Linked DNA regions of Homo sapiens: region 1 is linked to region 2. The links are chromatin contacts, found by Hi-C or POLR2A ChIA-PET in ENCODE. All regions are on one chromosome and are shown on one strand. The core of a region is the stretch at or near the end of the contact, and the rest is flanking DNA. Distances in the headings are between cores, read along the strand shown.

What was found. Hi-C counts contacts between places; a loop is a spot of excess contacts on that map. ChIA-PET counts read pairs that join two places held with the same protein, here RNA polymerase II (POLR2A). Pooled maps may share reads with other maps.
Region 1: a loop to region 2 is called in a pooled map, with 2.0 times the contacts of the local background. The contact joins the promoter of DOCK3 here to the enhancer-like site in region 2. A Hi-C loop is called at or near these places in 1 of 50 pooled maps. POLR2A ChIA-PET finds 5 or more read pairs at or near these places in 5 of 52 experiments (H1, activated B cell, activated CD4-positive, alpha-beta T cell and 1 more).

The regions. Positions count from the first base shown.
Region 1 is chr3:50,672,567-50,676,399 of GRCh38, reverse strand. DOCK3 (dedicator of cytokinesis 3) reads right to left here and starts at 1,473. Exons shown (of 53, transcript NM_004947.5): 1 at 1,100-1,473. The coding sequence starts at 1,136. MIR4787 (microRNA 4787) reads right to left here and starts at 1,320; the gene lies at 1,237-1,320. RefSeq lists a silencer at 1,220-1,509.
Region 2 is chr3:50,588,990-50,592,412 of GRCh38, reverse strand. It overlaps HEMK1 (HemK methyltransferase 1, mitochondrial release factors N(5)-glutamine), which reads right to left. Exons shown (of 11, transcript NM_016173.5): 11 at 1-3,423. Among named protein-coding and RNA genes, the nearest start is that of CISH, 21 kb to the left of the region's middle. RefSeq lists enhancers at 1,476-1,585, 1,606-1,695, 1,766-1,825, 1,836-1,955. Within about 2 kb of position 1,397, at least 15 of the 41 ENCODE cell types and tissues checked have a DNase peak (open chromatin) inside an H3K27ac peak, as active enhancers do.

The sequences.
Region 1 (3,833 bases), core at 224-2,723, 84 kb before region 2:
TTACCTTTTAAAACAAGATCTTCTACCAGAATAGAAGACCTCTCTGCTGGTCCTCGAATTTAAATAAATTCAATTTTCACACGATAACCTGCCTGATAGCATTCCAAAACATTCGTTACCACTGCAGTTTCAAGTTATTTTGTAGTGAATTGTGAACTAAATCTTGATTAAATTGCGGTAAAGATGGGAAACAAAAATCTATGTTTAGACAGGTTTCCTATCTAAAATTTTCCATTACGAGCTTAGGAAAAACAAAACCTGTACACTCAACATTTTAAATCTGTTTCTAACTGAACAAGATGATAGGTGATGCAATGAGGCTTAACTCTATCATGTAATTGCCACAAAACACTAACATTGTAAAACATTCAATACTTTAAATTACTGAATATTCTTTTTAAAGAAGTTGAATATTGTAAGAATTATTTAGCTTCTGGAGTTTAACACTTACAACATTAAAAAAAGGTTTCTAAGAGGAATAAGGTCTCATCTGAAAACAGGGTTTAAAAAAAAAACCGTATAAACATTGATACATGTCCAAAAACATTTCCCATCGTAAGGTATTATTTCTAATACTAAAGGCAAAACAAATTAAAACAGATCAAACATTTGCAGTCAAATGTCCAAATTTTTGAACTGGGAAAATGATGTCAACGTTTTTCATCCGTTTTCTTGTAAGGTTCCAGATCAAAAATAAACAGCCATCGGGCTCATCAATTCAGGTGCGGAAACTCATTAAAATCGAGCTTTTGGAGGGGAGAAAACATATTCCCAGAATTTGGTTTATCGGGTAAAATTGCCCCGTGGCCCACACCAGAAACCTCGGGCAACTGCCCGGGCCTTGCCCACCCCTCCCGCGGGCCGCACCTGCCAAGGCCGCACCGCCAGCGCCCCCTGCCGCCCTCTCTGCACAGAGACCCGCGCCCACCCCCGCACCCGCACCCGCACCCGCACCTGCCCCCACCCCGCGCTCGCCCCGCGCCGAGGCCGCGCAGCCTGCGGGCAGTGGCGGGGGCACGAGGATGCGAATCCAGGCGGGGCCGGGAGCTGGGCGCGTCCCCCAGAACCCCCGCCACGGCCAGGCCTGAGCCTCACCTACCTACGCCGTATTTCTCCTCCTCCGTGGGGGTCCACATGGCCGTGCCGGGCGCGGCCCCGCGGGCGCGGCGACCGGGCGACAACGCGGCGGGGACGGCCGCGGGCCCGGCTGTGGCGCACCGCGAGTCGAGGCGGGGACGGTCAGGCGGCGCGGGGCAGTGGGCGGCGCATCCCTCACAGGCCGTCCGGGATGCCGCCGCCACCCCCGCCACGTCTGGACCGCGAGGCTCCGCGGGTGGCCCAGCAGCCCCTGGCGGCGCGGGCGAAGGCTCGCCACCTGTCCGTCGCCGCTGCTCCCGTGCCGCCGCTTGCTTCTTCACAGCTCCGCCGCCCGGCTCCCGGCGCCGCCGCGGCTCGGCTCGCCCCAGCGGGCTCGCAGGACGCCCGCGCATGCGCCACTCCCTGCCGCGCAGGGGCTCGCGCTGCCCGGGCTCGCGCCGTCCCGAGCCCGCGCGCGAATCCACGCGCCGCTGCTGCGCGCCAGCGGAGGGAAATCCGCGAGAAGCTATTGGACTGCCCGGCCCCGGACCGGCTTCTAGAATCGCTGGTCCGGGGCCCTCAGCTGCAGCAAACCCCGGAGGGGGCGAAGCCGGTCAGGTGGGCGACTCCCTCTACCCGGACTCCCCACTCGCTTCCGCTTCCAGTGCCTCCTGCCTGCGCCCCGAGATGGCCACAGGCCTCCTGGTCGGAGAGGGGAGATCCAGAAAAGGAGGACACGACACCATTTTCAGACCCATCCCAGTGTCACCCACAGTGCTGTCGGAAAGGTCCCCGGAGCCACCCTGTGCATTCCCAGGGCCCGCAGGATGGAGTCGCCACGAGGGAACCAGGTGGGGTGCACTCGTGCCCCTCTCTCCTGGATCCCCTGTGGGCTGAGGCCGCTGACACCTCCTGGGTTCTTGCTTCTCTGAGATGGCCTGAGTGGTGAATGTTTGGGGCCAGAACAATCAACAGCCGCCTTGCTAGTAAGGAAGAGCTTCATTGGGCCCTTCGTGTTCCTACCCAGGACACGGCATCTGCTGCTCCTGGGTGTCTGCCTCCCTTGGAGCCCTAAGAACTGGCTCCTACCGGAAACTTTCCTCCTCTCTCTCCTCCCTAAGAATCCATTCATTCTGATGCCTGTAAATGTCACCTTGTGACCCCCAAGTCAACCACTTACCAAAGAACAGGAACTGCAGGACTTCTCCTTTCCACCTACATTTGGACCACATGCTCTAATCCCAGCAGATTTGCCCATCTCTGTCACTAGCACTACTAAGTCAAAACCCTGGTGTCATCCTTCACTAGCACTCTCAGACACCACCACTCTTCAAAGCCCAGCTCAGCCCCTCACCTCCAGGAAGCCTGCCCTGACCCATAGTCTCCTTTCCTTCTTTGTCTGGAATTGGAGCTATGTTCGGTTTGTCTTATTTCCCTTATAAGACTGTCAGCTCCCAGAAGGCAAGCTCCAGGCTAAAATCAACTTTCTAAACCCTCACCACCAACCCAGCACCTGTTGTATAGTTGTTGCATGGGAAGCCAGACTAATAGAAGAATATCTTGCAATCAACAGATCTTGTTGATTCTTCGTTCAAAGTGTCATGATTGGTAACTCCTCCCAGGCCTGACTGTGCTCCCCTGGGTTATGGCCACCCCTTCCCACCTTCGGACCTTTAGGCTCCTCCTCTCACTAATCATAGCTGCCCACTCCCGCCCAGAAAAATGTCTGTTCTGTGAATGATAGAATTTCTCAATAGCCAGGTACACTTCTTTTTAGGGGTAGCAGGGGTGTCCAAGAACATAACGAAAGAGCTAACTGTTCCAAGAAGATAGACCCCTCCCCGGTGGCCACCATGGAAGTATTCTATGGAATGAAGCCACATTCTTACAAAACTCTCCAGGTAGCTATTCAACAAGTGGGGCTGAGCTACGCAGGCCTTCAGGGAACAACCTTAAAGCTCTTATTTCATCCTCTAAGTTCACTCCCTTGTCTGCTGTATGTGATGACAGTCACAGAGCCTAAGGGCCAGTTTTTCCAAAGTTTATACTCTTGTTCCCAGTCTGAATCCATCTTAGATTATGGCTTTCCCAGATGAAGAAAATTCTCCATGATTGCACACCTCAGCTCCAGGGTGGAAGGGCATTAAACCCAACCAGGGAAGGGAAAAGAAGGGACCAAAGTGAGAAGGAAGGGACTTAGTAAGCCTGGACTCCTACACTCTTGCTGTTTGTATAAATTTAGATTGTTTTTGTGAGTTGAAGCAAAAGGGCATAGCACACATTGGCCTTCAGCAGGACCATGCACCTGCTCTCTTATCCCCCTAGCATCTGCTCTGATCCTTTCCTTCCTCAGGCTCCCAGTCCACTCAACACACCACACACACACTCTCTCAGCATATGAGCTGCCTTCCAGCTTGCCTCTGAAAATCGAGACCCTCAGCACAGTAACCTCCCCTCCTCTCCAACTGCTCTTCTTTGTGTTCTCGCCACCACCAGGCTCACTGCCTGCTACTTCTCAGGATCCCCAACTATCATTGCCCTGTCTCCCATTTTCACCCTGACCTGCTCCACAGACTCCTGCGGTCCCAGGAAGACCTGCCCTGTTGGTACCCTCATCCCCCCATTCCCTCTCTCTTCCTCCTCTCTCCATCTGACTACAGAGGAGAATCATCCATTCCAAATCCTTTTATTTCAATGTAATTCATTTGATTCTCACCACCTGAAGGTCTGCGTTCTGACCCTGTCACCTCCTGGAA
Region 2 (3,423 bases), core at 148-2,647:
GTGCCCAGTACAGCTAAGCAAAGCACCGGTATTGGAAATCCTGGGGTTGGTTAGTGAAAGCTGGGAGGAGCCTGTGGTTAGTTCCCAGGCGGGTTTGCTGGGAGAATCACCAGCCTCCATTTCCCAGAGGTCAACGGAGTGTGGTTCTCAGGGGGTGCCAAGCTCCAAGCATGAAGCCAAAAAGGTCAGGGATGTGGATAAGGTCTGGTTCATTTCCCTCCCAGACCTGCCTCACCTTGCTGTGTGACACTGGGCAAGTCATGGGCCCTCTCTGAGCTTTGGCTCTCTTTTCTTTCTTTTTTTTTTTTTTCTGATGCGGAGTCTCACTCTGTCGTCCAGGCTGGAGTGCAGTGGTGCAATCTCCGCTCACGGCAAGCTCCGCCTCCCGGGTTCAGGCCATTCTCCTGCCTCAGCCTCCTGAGTAGCTGGGATTATAGGCACCCGCCACTACGCCCAGCTAATTTTTTTGTATTTTTAGTAGAGACAGGGTTTCACCGTGTTAGTCAGGATGGTCTCGATCTCCTGACCTCGTGATCCACCCGACTCAGCCTCCCAAAGTGCTAGGATTACAGGAGTGAGCCACCACGCCCAGCCCCATCTTTGGCCCTCTTTTCTATGACATGGGGCAGTGTTTGAGCTTACATGGGCTCTGCGCTCCCATGACTTGGAGGCAGTGGTTGGGCCTCTGAGGCAGAGTAACACCACACACACACAAACACACACACACACACACACACACACACACACACGTGCATGCATGCAACCCTGGCTTGGTTTCCAGAGCCTGGAGCTCCCCCATCCAAGGGAGGCCCTGCGTGGACACCTATGATTATGGACATGGACCCAGTTGGCCAGGTGCAGTGGCTCACGGGACCCGGTGCTCAAGGCCCACGCCCATGAACATACACGTACGTGTGGGTGCCTGTGCAAGGGTGTGTGAGTCTCTATGCTGTGTACATGTGATGTTGCTTGGCTTCCCCAGAGCCTAATGCCTCCCACGGCTCCCCACTGCTGACCAGAAAAATCGTAAGGACCCAGCTACTCATGAGGGGCCTGTCAGGAGGAGTCTATGTGCAAGTCCATGAGTTCTGCAAGGCCAGGGCCCCACCTGAACCATCCAACCTCCTGGGCCTGGCTTACAGTTGGTGCCTAATAAATGACTGTGCAGGAATGATGGGCCTGCAGGTAAGACAGGTGAGACAGGCCAGATGACAGCCTCAGTTACCCCTTCCCCAACTTTGGGAAGGTGGTCTCAGCCCTCAGCAATCCTAGGACCCCTCACGGAGGCTGTTGGCAGGAAAGGACTCGTCCCAGATGCTGTGTCCTCGCCTGACCTTGTATTCTGCCCCACCTAGTGGCCCTAAGGGAGGCTGAGGTACTGAGCTCTTGGCTGTGACTAAGCGGAAGGAAGACAGAAAGGAGGGGTGATACTGGGGCCCTAGGGTTTTGCTTCTCATTTCTCTCTTTCCAAAGCACAGTTAGTTCCCAGAAATGAAGGTACCCAGAAACAGTGAAACTCTGGGCTTTCAGGGGCACAGGGTCCCCCAGTCTTTCCACCCTTGGAGGCACCACCAAGGGCCTGGGTAAGTCCCTAGCCCATGTCTACTCATGGAGTACTTGGGGCAACCACACTGGAGCCTGGTGGGGCTCCCAAGGACCTTTCAGGAGCATGTGGCCCAGATTGATTTGCTGTGACAGATGCTGGGTGGGAGGTGCCGGGAGCCTCAGGCTATGGGGGCTGGAGCAGTTGGGGCAGACCTCCGGGAAGGGAATGGTCACGTGGGGCATCAAGTGCCCCAGATGCCCCACCCCACAGGAGTTCCTTTCGTCCATCCTTTCACTCTTCCTCTTTTTTTTTTTTGAAACAGTCTTGCTGTCGCCCACGCTAGAGGGTAGTGAGGTGATCTCAGCTCACTGCAACCTCCGCCTTCCGGGTTCAAGCGATTCTCCTGCCTCAGCCTCCCGAGTAGCTGGAATTACAGGCATGAGCCACCATGCCCAGCTAATTTTTGTATTTTTAGTAGAGACAGGGTTTCACCATGTTGGCCAGGCTGGTCTTGAACTCCTGAGCTCGGGTGATCTGCCTGCTTCAGCCTCCCAAAGTGCTGGGATTACAAGTGTGAGCCACCCTGCACGGCCCCTTTCTTTCTGGCTTCCTCCTCCCTTCTTCCTTTTCTTTCATTTTTAAAACATTTTTTTAAAATTATTATTTTTAAATTTTTTTTTTTGAGATGGAGTCTAGCTCTGTCGCCCAGGCTGGAGTGCAGTGGCATGATCTTGGCTCACTGCAATCTCTGCCTCCCGGGTTCAAGCAATTCTCCTGCTTCAGCCTCCCGAGTAGCTGGGATTACAGGTGTCCACCACCACACCCAGCTAATTTTTGTATTTTTAGTAGACGGGGTTTCACTGTGTTGGCCAGGCTGGTCTTGAACTCCTAACCTTGTGATCCTTGGCCTCCCAAAGTGCTGGGATTACAAACGTGAGCTACTGCGCCTGGCCTATTATTATTATTTTTGAGACAGAGTTTTGCTCTTGTTGCCTGGGTGGGAGTACAATGGCGTGATCTTGGCTCACTGCAACATCTGCCTCTCGGTTTCAAGCGATTCTCCTGCCTCAGCCTCTCAAGTAGCTGGGATTACAGGCGTGAGCCACCACACCCGGCTAATTTTTGTATTTTTAGTACAGACGGATTTTCACCATGTTGGCCAAGCTGGCCTCGAACTCCTGACCTCAGGTGATCTGCCTGCCTCAGCCTCCCAGAGTGCTGGGATTACAGGCGTGAGCCACCGCGCCCGGCCTAAAATTATTTTTTTAGAGACAGGGTCTGACTCTGATGTCCAGGCTGGAGTGCAGTGGCGCTATTATAGCTCACTGCTGTCTTAAACTCTTGTGCTCAAGTAATCCTCCTGCCTCAGCCTCCCGAGTAGGTGGGACCACAGGCATGTGCCACCATGCCCAGCTCATATTTTTAATTATTGAAAAAAAAAAAACCCAATTTTAAAAACCACACACAGACTCAAATGGGCACAGCACCAAATTATGACACATTAGAATCCTTCCTATGTGCTCAGAGAACAGGGTTTGTGCTGAGCTTGAGATAAGGCTTCTCTTGCTGTCCCTGTCAATCAAAGAGACTGCAAGGTGGGCTTCAGACACAGTGCTAGCATTTGTAAACAATTATCTGTGAGAATCAGCGGTCACTTTGTCCTGTGCTACCAAAATCAAACACTGAAAGAAAATGGACATTGAGACCAACATAAGACTACAACTACCATCCCAGCCCCCAGTTCAAACATTTGTGTTCATTGCTCTTCGCCCTGATGGACTGTATGCTAAGAAAGAATTTGCACTTGCAAAATACATTTTTGCTAACTAGATGCTCATTTTATCTTTTTAAAAATATGTATTTCAGTTGCACATGAA